Linked DNA regions of Homo sapiens: region 2 is linked to region 1. The links are chromatin contacts, found by Hi-C or POLR2A ChIA-PET in ENCODE. All regions are on one chromosome and are shown on one strand. The core of a region is the stretch at or near the end of the contact, and the rest is flanking DNA. Distances in the headings are between cores, read along the strand shown.

Region 1 (2,848 bases), core at 124-2,623:
GAGATGGATTGAGAACTTGGGATTCCTGACCTCAAAACCACTTTGCTTTCCTGACTTCAAACCACTCTGCCCAAAGGCTCTTTATTTTTCTCAGGCTCCTTATGTGCTTGGGCTTCTAAAGACCAGAGAAACCTGTGTCCAAGAGCTCAGACCAACCTTAAAGTTCTCATAGCTATTCATTATGTGAACACAGAGAGGCATTCCTGTATCAGGTCATAGTACAGTGGAGATGTGCCTGGGTATGAAATCAGCTTGACTTTTTCCTAGGAAACTACCTTTATAGTAATGTTTCCTTAATTCGAAATGTTTTGTTAAAAATAAATTAATCTGGTGCCAGGCATGGTGGCTCACACTTGTAACCCCAGCACTTTGGGAGCCCAAGGTGTGTGGATCACTTGAGGCCAGGAGTTCGAGACCAGCCTGGGCAACATGGCTCTCTACCAAAATGTATCTCTACTAAAAATACAAAAATTAGCTGGGCATGGTGGCATGCACCTGTAATCCTAGCTATTTGGGAGGCTGAGGCACAAGAACCCAGGAGGCGAAGGTTACAATGGGTCGAGATCATGCCACCACACTCCAGCCTGGATGACAGAGCAAGACGCTGTCTCAAAAAAAAAAAAAAAAAAAGTTAATCTGGACAAAAATAGTACCTACACAAGAGAAGCTAATTATAATACTGTACATTTGGAAGGTTCTTCACTGTTTATAAAGTGCTGCCTGTATAATCTTGCATTTCTGTTCTTTTTTCTTCTTTTTAAAAATCATTACTCTTTTTTTGAGACAGAGTCTTGTTCTATTGCCAAGACTGGAGTGCAGAGGCGCGATCTCGGCTCATTGCAACTTCTGCTTCCCAGGTTCAAGTGATTCTCCTGCCTCAGCCTCCCAAGTAGCTGGGATTACAGGCATGCGCCACCGCGCCTGGCTAATTTTTGTATTTTTAGTAGAGACGGGGTTTCATCATGTTGGCCAGGCTGGCCTCAAACTCCTGGCCTCAAGTGATCCTCCTGCCTCGGCCTCCCAGGGTGCTGGGATTATAGGCATGAGCCACCACTCCCAGACTACATTTCTGTTCTTTTACTTTCAGTTAATTGAATTGCTAGCTGTTAGCTTGCTGTTGGTAAATGAAGTCTCAACAGCATAACAATTGTGAGAGATGAAGGTGCAGAACCTCCTAATGATTCCAACGGCATGGGCTCCTCTTTGGCTTGGTGGAAGAAGTGGTGGGCAGGTAGTAAGGCAGCATTATCAGCAGGGGCCAGGCTACTTGGCCCACATCTGTTTACCTATGTCCCAGGCCAGCCTGCACTCATTAGATCAGTGCAGCCATAATTTGTTTGCACAGGAGGTGGCAGAGTGTGTACTTGTGTACTTGACCTCAGACATCAAATACTTAAGTTTTGAAAGTACTGAACTGTGATGTCAGCTTGGTTTCATAGGCTTTCAGGCCAGCTCAGAGCATAGAACAGGAGATACCCTAATCAAAGATTAACTTTTCATCACAGAAGCAGAAGGGTTTAAAGGATGCCTTGAGCTTACTGGTTATCTCAGGTATGTGCTGCCAGCGGACACCCAGCCCTCCCTGCCCCATGCGCCATGTGCTCGGGCAAATGTCAACAGTGGACATTACCTGCCTTGGCTGGTTGACTTTTGCTCCTGAAGCCAGCAGTAATCGAATAACATCCAAGTAACCACCTTGGGCAGCTAGGAAGAGGGCAGTGGCTCCATCCTGAGAGAGAACAAATTAAAAGCATTAAAAACATTATCTTTCACACTTATTTTAAAAGAAATTAGGGCGGGTGCAGTGGCTCATGCCTGTAATCACAGCACTTTGGGAGGCCTAGGTAGGTGAATCCAGGAGATAGAGACCAGCCTGGCCAATATGGTGAAATCCCGTCTCTGCTAAAAACACAAAAATTAGGCTGGGCACGGCGGCTCACGCCTGTAATCCTAGCACTTTGGGAGGCCGAGGCAGGTGGATCACCTGACATCCGGAGTTCGAGACCAGCCTGGCCAACAGGGCGATACCCCATCTCTACTAAAAATACAAAATAATTAGCCAGGCGTGGTGGCGGGCACCTATAATCCCAGCTACTCCGGAGGCTGAGGCAGGAGAATCGCTTGCACCTGGAGGCAGAGGTTGCAGTGAGCTGAGATCGCGCCACTTCATTCCAGCCTGGGCAAAAGAGCAAAACTCCTCCTCAAAAAACAAAAAATCAAAAAACAAAAAACAAATAAAAATACAAAAATTAGCCAGGTGTGGTGCTGCATACCTGTAATCCCAGGTACTCGGGAGGCTGAGGCAGAAGAATCTCTTGAACCCAGGAGGTGGAGGTTACAGTGAGCCAAGATTGCATCACTGCATTCCAGCCTGGGCAACAGAGTGAGACTCTGTCTCAAAATAAATAAAATAAAATAAATTAGATTTAAAATATACACATTTAATATAATTTTCCATCTCCATCTCTTTGTAGGTTTCCACCTTTTTGTCAATGAAGAGCCAAATGTTAGATATACAAATCCCCCAAACCTCATTTTTAAAAAATTTATTTTTAATATATTTTTAAATTTCTAAAAATTCTTTTTTTTTTTAATTAGCTGGGCGAGGTGGCATGTGCTTATAGTCCCAGCTACTTGGGGGCACTGAGGCAGGAGGATCACTTGAGCCTGGGAAGTTGAGGTTACAGTGAGCCATGTTTGGGCCATTGCACTCCAGGCTTAGGGAACAAAGTGAGACCCTGTCTCAAAAAAAAAAAAAAAGAAAAAAAAGAAAAAAAAATTGAGAGTAAAAGGTGTCCTTTTAATTAGATCTTTCCTACCCTTTTCTCTTTCTTGTCCCCTTATCCTT
Region 2 (2,848 bases), core at 260-2,759, 420 kb after region 1:
AACCATTGAGGAGAGAGGCAGGAGGTCAGTGGCCCAGGCGGGAACCCTCACACCCAAGCCCCAACATTTTTATTTTGTTTTGGGAAATGTATAGGATTAAAGTAATAACTGGAAAGGAAATAAATGGAAACACGGAATGGAAACATTTCCTATTTTCCCTATTGTTATCTGAAGACAAACTTAATTTTTATGTTGCTACTTTCTCTCTTAAATATCCTCTTACTAAATAGTCTGTCGTATTAATTAGACTGGGTAGTCCTAACTCAAGAAAGCATTTGGCAATTAAAAGATGGAGGACTCAGGGTCTGACCGTTTTCCTTGGCCTTCATTTGGCTTTCTCTCTCTTTTCTCCCCTCCTTCTTCCCAGGCCTGGCTGGCTGGTGCCTGGACACCATTTGGGGCTCTGAGAGGGTTGTGGCTGCCAGCCCCCAGTCGCCAATGCCTGGTCAGGCACTCGTATCCCCTGTCCTGTTCACCATTTCTCCTTTCTCATTGTTCTCATAATTTGTCCTGCTTAAAACTCCTAGGTTCTAAGGGACACCCCTGCATTGCTTGCCTTTCCTTTGCTAGACACCAGAGAGAGGCTAAAAAGTGAAATGTGGCCTGGTGCAGTGGCTCATGCCTGTAATCCCAACACTTTGGGAGGCCAAGGCAGGCAGATCACTTGAGGTCAGGAGTTCAAGGCCAGCTTGGACAACACGACGGAATCCTGTCTCTACTAAAAATACAGAAATTAGCCAGGCATGATGACCCATGCCTGTAGTCCCAACTACTTGGGAGGTAGGAGGATGGCTTGAGCCCGGGAGGTCAAGGCTGCAGTGAGCTGAGATTGTACCACTGTACTCCAGTCTGGGTGACAAAGCAAGACCCTGTCTCAAAAAAAAAAAAAAAAAAAAAAAGTGGGCCAGGCACAGTGGCTCATGCCTGTAATCCCAGCCCTTTGGGAGGCTGAGGAGGGTGGATCACCTGAGGTCAGGAGTTCGAGACCAGCCTGACCTACATAGTGAAATCCTGTCTCTACTGAAAATACACAGTTAGCTGGGTGTGGTGGCGGGTGCCTTGTAATCCCAGCTATTCAGGAGGTTGAGGCAGGAGAATTGCTTGAACCCGGGATGCGAAAGTTGCAGTGAGCTGAGATCATGCCATTGCACTCTAGCCTGGGCAACAAGAGCAAAACTCCATCTCAGGAAAAAAAAAAAAAAATGCAATTCTGTTTTTGTCATCTTGTTGTTGAACTTGTCTGTATTTTAAATTACTTTCATGACTGAGTATATTTTGCCATACTCAGGAGATGCATTCTTCATGTACGTGTGTGCTAGAAACGCATCAGTCAGAGCAATAGTCCGTAGGAAGTAAGGGTCAAGGGCCTGGTTATTATTGTTTTTAGGGTACCTCTTAGAGAGCGGCTCATTAATGATCTACCTGTAGATAATTACTACCTCAGGCTGTAGGAATGGACTGTCCAGCCTCCTGCTTATTCTTCCCTTCCGTGGGGAGGAAACCCAGAGTCGACTGGCCCCAAAAGTCTTCCCATCCCCTGCCTGTTACAGGCTAACAGCTTCACTGATCTTGGTGAATTTCATGGCTTCTCAGCACCAGCCAGCGTATTACGAAGTCTTTTTGCTGATAAGATGCAAGGCCATATCACAAGCAGTTAACAAAAATAAACAGAAACTGCAGTGGCTGTAAATGCAAACATCGCTGTACACACAGGGGCCATGCTGTCTGGGGACAGGTACCCCTCCAGGCCTGAGGTGCCCCTGACCTGCAGGGACATCTGGGGTGAGCTGGTGGTGGCTACAGACTCCCATACTCCCCAAAAGGGTGGGCACATGATAAAAACGAGTCTGAACAGAAGACTGGACCTATTCCAAACATTTGTGAATCAAACACTCATAAACTAAAGGCTGGGGTGGTCAGTGGTTTTAGAGGCATGCCGTCCTTTAGATTAAAAGGTCCCTAAAGGTCATGGTTTGAGTCATGTCTGAAAAGCAAATAAAGTCTTTCCGTGAATTTCCCCACAGCTATCTTCTGGTAAAGGAAATAAGCACGTGTGCTTTTGTTGGTGAAAGCAGTTTTACAGGTTCAGGTGATGAAGGTCTTCTATCTAGTCATTTTTTGACCCTGTGAGGACAGTTCGTCAGATGAAATGGGAAGTATGAATTTTGTAGGACGTGGTTGGTTGGTTCACTAAACAGGCATGTACTGGGGACCTGTTAAACTCCAGATTCTGTCCTAGGTGGTCAGGACAGCAGCATGTAACAGAGATGGGGTCCCCACTCTTGGGGACTTCCATTTATTCAAACAAACAAATAATGACACAAATATCAAATAGTAATAAATGCTCTGCAGAGAATTAAAATATAGAGAGTGATTGGAGACATATTCATGTATCTTTAAAAAGAATACTAGAGAAGAGAAGATCAAAGATGGCAAGTAGCCTTTTTCAGATTTCATCAAATATGGTGTTAGGGGGCCCTCATTTGTCCACAAAAAATATGGTGACAAGGGATGATGACGTGAGTCAGAGTAAACACCATTTACTCACTTTGCGTCACTGTTTATTAGAAGGGCTGTTCGGACTTTCTAGTTGCCAAACTGGACCGTGTATGCTCTCTGAAGAGCGGGCGTATTCTTGGTCATCTTTGTGTCCCCAGCACATAGCACTGGGCCGGCTGTGTACTTGGTGTTCAGCAAACATGTCTTGAATGAGTGAGTGGAACAAAACTAAATTCATTAGAATTTTTCCTAAAGCCCTAAGTATAGAAAAGGTCACTTTTTATTCATTTTAAACTGAGGAATATTATCCAGTCATGACTTAGATGGGTGATTTTAAAATTAAATATCT

What was found. A loop is a pair of places that touch in the nucleus more often than their neighbours do. ChIA-PET counts read pairs that join two places held with the same protein, here RNA polymerase II (POLR2A). Pooled maps may share reads with other maps.
Region 2: a loop to region 1 is called in a map with no recorded cell type, with 2.8 times the contacts of the local background. The contact joins two enhancer-like sites. A Hi-C loop is called at or near these places in 1 of 37 single-sample maps with no recorded cell type and 4 of 50 pooled maps. POLR2A ChIA-PET finds 5 or more read pairs at or near these places in 1 of 52 experiments (Panc1).

The regions. Positions count from the first base shown.
Region 1 is chr18:23,628,223-23,631,070 of GRCh38, forward strand. ANKRD29 (ankyrin repeat domain 29) reads right to left here. Exons shown (of 10, transcript NM_173505.4): 6 at 1,631-1,729. Among named protein-coding and RNA genes, the nearest start is that of ANKRD29, 33 kb to the right of the region's middle. Within about 2 kb of position 1,374, at least 6 of the 41 ENCODE cell types and tissues checked have a DNase peak (open chromatin) inside an H3K27ac peak, as active enhancers do.
Region 2 is chr18:24,049,688-24,052,535 of GRCh38, forward strand. The region is part of intron 1 of TTC39C (tetratricopeptide repeat domain 39C); the gene reads left to right. Among named protein-coding and RNA genes, the nearest start is that of TTC39C-AS1, 36 kb to the left of the region's middle. Within about 2 kb of position 1,510, at least 5 of the 41 ENCODE cell types and tissues checked have a DNase peak (open chromatin) inside an H3K27ac peak, as active enhancers do.